2 separate regions of the Mus musculus genome follow, and region 2 is linked to region 1. Evidence: chromatin contacts called from ENCODE Hi-C or POLR2A ChIA-PET data. All regions are on one chromosome and are shown on one strand. The core of a region is the stretch at or near the end of the contact, and the rest is flanking DNA. Distances in the headings are between cores, read along the strand shown.

Region 1 (2,700 bases), core at 108-2,607:
AATATTCAGAAAGTCTGAGTCTCCTCCCCATTACAAGGCCTACCCTAGGACCAGACTTACCAGATCCTCAGCAACCCTCCCCGGCAGGGTGTTAAACCTCCCTAATCCTGCCTCCCACACCAGCTGTTTTCCCCAGTGCTTAAGTGAGGCATTGGGGGTAGGCGCTCAGGCAAGCAACAGGATTTTTATTGTTGTTAAGAAATCAAAGAGAAACCAAACCCACTCCCAGGCCAGGGTGGATAGGTTAGGGTGGATGGGGGGGGGGGGGGTAGGTTAGACACCGAACTGGCACCGGAAACCCTGTCTGCTGATCCCAAAGCCTGCTGTGTGAAGTTCTGGTTGCTCCCAGGGGAGGGGATGGCTTTTCCCTTTTCCCTCCTTAGATTTTTGGTCAAGGGCGGAGTACATCCCCCTCAGACAGAAGGGGAAGTTTAGGAATAGAAGAGATCAGACACAATTAATACACTATCCGACAGGCTCTTTGGGTACTTTTTTTTCCGCCTACACAAGTATATAAAGAGCTCAACCTGCAATGAGTTCTTGCTCGGCAACCCAAGGGCACTCTCCACTAACCGGCCCTGTCACCAAGAAGGGGATGTCCAAATTTCCCATCTCACAGGTTCCAAAGGGACAGAAACAGACTGTGTTAATAATCACCACCCCGCACACGTGAAAAGCAGCCGAAAAATAAAGATAGAATCCCCTCCCTTCCCATAATTTATTTAACTCTGGCCAGAGTTTGGTTTCTGGGGGGGGGGGGCAAGGAAAACATAACGAGTGAGGCGTGAATAAATGGGGAAGGAGGTCAAGGAGGAAACGCTCTCCGCTTAGGAGAGGGCCGCACTCGAAACTAGGTACCCCAGGATCAAAGAGAGTGATGGAGAGCGAAACAGGGGCGGATCCGGAGAGGGGCAGCAGGGGAGTGGACCAGTGTGGGCGTCCCCCGCCCGCAAGCCCGCGCACTCACTCGGGTCTCCACGAAGGGTCCGCTCTGCAGGCCGCGGGACGGAGGTCTCTCTCCCAGCTTCCCGGGCACCGCGAGGCTGAGGGCCACGGTGTCCTTTTACGTCGTTTGAGGGTAGAGAGGGACGAGGACCGAGCTCATGTGATTCTTTCCGCTGTTTTTGGAGGTCGAGCTCGGCGGCGACGGCGCGGGGATGGCGGACCCGAGGATGGCACCCGTCACGCGGTGGATGGAGGCCAGCCCTGGATGTACTCGTCTGGCAGGTCCTGTCCTTCTGGCCTCTCGGTTCCCACGACACTCAGTCTCAACGACCTGCACCTTCCCGCGCCTGGGCCCGAAGTGAGCAAAGTCAATGAAAAGTTTCACCCTCAGCAACCCTGCGCATGAATCTGCTTTCCCCACCCCTGCGTGATGCGTCCCTCCGCCCAGCCGGGGCGGGGCCGGGACTACTTTTCCTCCCTTGGCATCTTTAACCCCTCGCAGCCCAGTCGTAGGTTGGGATTCCAGGTTCTGCGGGAAGTGTAATAGCGATCTTCTCACCTTGTCTCCTCTAGACCCCTCCCTGCCACGTCCTCAGCGGGGCTGCTCACCCTCGGAATCCTTCTGAGCGCCTTAGCGCCGGATTTCTTCTCTTAAGACTCCAAAGCAGTCTGAGCTCGCCATGTACGTTTTTTTCTTTTTTTTTTAAACCGGTGTAGACCAACCCCGGGGAGGGTAGGGACAGACCTGGAACACAACAGGCCATTAGGAAGTAGCCTGGGACACAGTGGCTGTTGCTGGCATCACCGGGGCCCTGAGAACTCCAAACCCTAGCCCCAGCTCTCAAAGTTCCCTAAGACCTAGACGGCATGACTCTTCAGTTCTGACGGTCCCCGTGACTTGAACTCCCCGGTTCCGATTTGTTCATTCTGAATTTGGGGAGACAGTGGCACGATGCCACCTCCAGGAAGGTTCTGGATCTGAGTGTAGGCTAACCTGAGTTTACCAGTGTCGCCCTCCTGGTGGGGACGTGGAAGATCGAAGGGAAGGGAAGGGTGCAAGAAGATCGAGGGTTAGAAAAAAGAGCGGAGCACCGGTTAGTCATGCACTCCCAGCCCGGAAAGTTGGGTCCCAAACACCATAATAGGGCTGGCCACGCGCGACCGCCGCCCCTCTGCTGAGGTCCTCGAGCTCTCTGGAGCAGGTTACCCACGCACAGGAGAGCATGAGAGCCGCGCTCCTTCTAGCAATAGTCGCAGAAGAAGCGCCAGCCCTGGCAAGGTGAGCAGGGTGTTCATTAAGCCCGACAGCACCCGGCGGCGGCGAAGCGAGGCGCACCCGGGCCCGGATTTTGGTCACGCTTTTTCTACTCTGTGGCTTTGTGACAGTGCAGGCTCAGCGATGAGGGGGTCTAGGATCTGTGGCGGGTTGAAACCCTAGGAGAACTGGACTATCAGACTAGGCTGGAGGACCGCTGGCCTTGTGTACAGTTCCCCTAGCCCCCGCCTTAGTTCGCCTATTTTCCAATTCAACAACCCCTCCTCTTCTTCTTTTTTTTTTTTCTTGGGGGGGGGGGTTCGAGACAGGGTTTCTCTGTATAGCTCTGACTGTCGTGGAACTCACTTTGTAGACCAGGCTGGCCTCGAACTCAGAAATCAGCCTGCCTCTGTCTCCCGAGTGCTGGGATTAAAGGCGTGCACCACCACGCCTGGCCAACCCCTATTCTTTATTCACGTTCCTGAAGGTTCCGGTGCAAC
Region 2 (2,700 bases), core at 34-2,533, 160 kb after region 1:
AAACTATGTCAGTTTCAATCCCTGAAATCCATTCCTGTCCACCATTACCTGAAATGACAAGCCTGACAAATCCTATATGACAGACATTTTGGTATTTGACTTGAAGTGAAGTTGGACCTACACTGAAGGGCTCTTTTTCTCTCTCAGCATGAAACCATTTGAACTGAGCACAACCGATATCCTCACCGATACAGCATCCGGTCCTCCCCCAGAACTGCTTTCTTACCATCTGGTCAAAAGCAATTAACTGTTGAGCGAAAATTGCATCGTCGGACAGAACGTAATTAGTTCCAAGATCTGGCTCAGGGTGACCTGACTTGACCTAACCTGGAGCCGGCAAGGGCTCAAGCCTTCCACCGCTCTAGCGCTCTCTTCCCATCCACTCCAAGGACTGCAGAGGGAATTTCCTTTTGGCGCGGAGGGCAGTCGCTCCGAGGGACACCAGAGGATCTCGTCTGCAGTGTTGCTTCCACCACCAGGGACACGAGCTGGAGGTATCCTCACTTTCTCTACTTTGAGCTAAAGAAGCAGGGTTCCCTGGCTTCTTGGGGAATCCACCAAGATCAGTCGGCTAGCCCCAGTCTCTAGCTGAAGAGGAGCTTGCTCTCAGCCGGAGCGTGTGTCTCCTTGGCTTAGATCATGAAGCTGGACAGGGGTTCAGGGAATCCCACCTCACTGTCCTTGCCCTAGTGGATCTTTCCTACCACCCATGGGCCCGTCTTCCCCCACCCCCCTCGGTGGATCGCTTCCAGCGGCCACCTGCCTTCTTCCCACTGACCCCGGTCCCCTCACCCAGCATGATGGGGCTGAGCCGGCGGGCCAGGCCCTTGGACAGGTCGTACACGTAGAGCTTCACCGGATAGAGATTTGGCGGCTCCATCAGGACCCGTGGCGGCGGCCACGATGGCCCTCGGGCACCCGGCAGCGGCTTGGACCTTCCGGTACCCGACCGGGGTGGGGAGAAGAGGGAGCGGGGGACCGAGCCGGGGCCCGGCCTGAGGGCGGGGGAGAGGCGGCCCTGCGCTGCTCGCGCCCGGACACCCGCGACCGGCAACGACTACTGTGAGGTGACAGAGAGAGAGATCCCAGAGACTCCGCACGGAACAGGGGGCAGGGGCGGGGACGCACTTTCACGCATGTGCGTTCGGTGCTGACGGGTTTCGGGGGCGGAGCTTCAAGCGAGGGGCGGGGCTTTCTCTGGCCGCAAGCGTTCCAGTTTAGGGAACAGGGGGTGGAAGCGGGAAATGCGAGTGGGCGTGCCCGCTTGAAGGGTCGAAGGGCGTGTTGTGCGTGATGACGCAACGTCGCTGATTGGGCGAGAGACAAGGAGCCCGCGTGGACGTGGTGCCCACCTTCTGCTGTCCCAGTGGCTTGCCCGCCTGCGGTTAAGGTAGGTTCGCCGCACCACATGTGTTGGATGAGGCCTGCCTTGGTGGCTTGCTTGCACGCTTAGTGTCGCGCGACCCCTGGCCTCACCACGGAGCAGCGCTGTCGACCTGCAGGACCTGGGTCATGCTCCTTTCTCCCCAGAAGGCGGAACAGGACTGGTGGTTGAGCCAATCTCTAGCTGAAGGTTGGGGGAGAAATGAAGACGAATGTTTCAGCCAGAGCACCAAGTACCGTCCCAGTCCAGTTGGAGCTCGAGATAGGACCTTCAGTGCTGAGCCGCTATGTTATACCTCGCCCTCACCCCTAGCCATTTTGGTCCTGCAGCATCCTTAAGGGATAGCCAAGGGGAGGTTGTTGCAGCAATGACCCCATGCACATTTCTCTTGCCTCTCCAATGATATGGAGAGCTTTGGAGGAAGCAGGAGCCATCATTCACATTCTTTATTAGTGACCCGAGCATTTAGAACAGATCTAAAGAGAACCCAGAAGTCTGTCTGTCTGTCTCTCTTTTTTTTTCTGGTGTGTGTGGCATAGGTCCGGGTACACTGTAGGAAAGCGCATTACCACAGAGCTACCTGCCTTGGTTTTTTTTTTTTTTTTTTTTTTCATTTAAATTCATAACTTCTCTCACCTAGTGAGCAAACCAACATGTCAGAGTGGGAGTCCTACTACAAAACTGAGGGCGAGGAAGAGGAAGAGGAGGAGGAGAGCCCCGACACAGGTGGTAAGTGGCCTGTGTGGAAGATTTTCGCTGTGTACTTTTTTTTTTGCTGGGAGCACTTTATGTTGTCTGATATCCCTCCCTTTTCTCCTCAGATAATCTAAAATATTTTTTCTCCCTTTGAGTTTTACAGTTATTATTTAGATCCTATTTCACTCTATGAACATTCCTAACCCTATTTTCCTTTTTTTTTTTTTACTAACCACGATAGAGAATTTATTAATCTTCAATAAATGACTCTGTCCATGGTAATATTTGTCACTTTATTTTTTACATATTTTTGATTGTTTAAAAAAATCTACTTATTTTTATTTTATGTATGTGTGTACACCTCTGTACATGTCTGGTGCAAAAGGGAGCCAGAAGAGGGAGTCGGATCTCCTGCTACTAAAGTTATAGGTGGTTGTGAGCCTCCATGTGCATTCTGTGAAGTGAAGCTGGATCGTGTGTGAGAGAGCGTCAAGTATTCTTAACCATTGCTTTAACCACTGAGCAGCCTCCCCAGCTCCTGTTTGTTTCTGAGGCAAGGTCTTATGTAGACCAGGCTGACTTCAAACTCACTCTGTAACTGATGTAGACTTTGAGCTTCT

What was found. A loop is a pair of places that touch in the nucleus more often than their neighbours do. ChIA-PET counts read pairs that join two places held with the same protein, here RNA polymerase II (POLR2A).
Region 2: POLR2A ChIA-PET joins it to region 1 with 17 read pairs in Patski. The contact joins the promoter of Xrcc6 here to the promoter of Tob2 in region 1. A Hi-C loop is called at or near these places in 1 of 37 maps with a recorded cell type or tissue (v-Abl transformed pro-B cells). POLR2A ChIA-PET finds 5 or more read pairs at or near these places in 2 of 5 experiments (Patski and embryonic stem cell).

What each region holds. Positions count from the first base shown.
Region 1 is chr15:81,856,969-81,859,668 of GRCm38, forward strand. Tob2 (transducer of ERBB2, 2) reads right to left here and starts at 1,358. Exons shown (of 2, transcript NM_020507.3): 1 at 968-1,358.
Region 2 is chr15:82,015,086-82,017,785 of GRCm38, forward strand. Xrcc6 (X-ray repair complementing defective repair in Chinese hamster cells 6) reads left to right here and starts at 1,284. Exons shown (of 13, transcript NM_010247.2): 1 at 1,284-1,390; 2 at 2,025-2,113. The coding sequence starts at 2,038. It overlaps Desi1 (desumoylating isopeptidase 1), which reads right to left and starts at 1,135. Exons shown (of 6, transcript NM_134095.3): 1 at 793-1,135. The coding sequence starts at 880.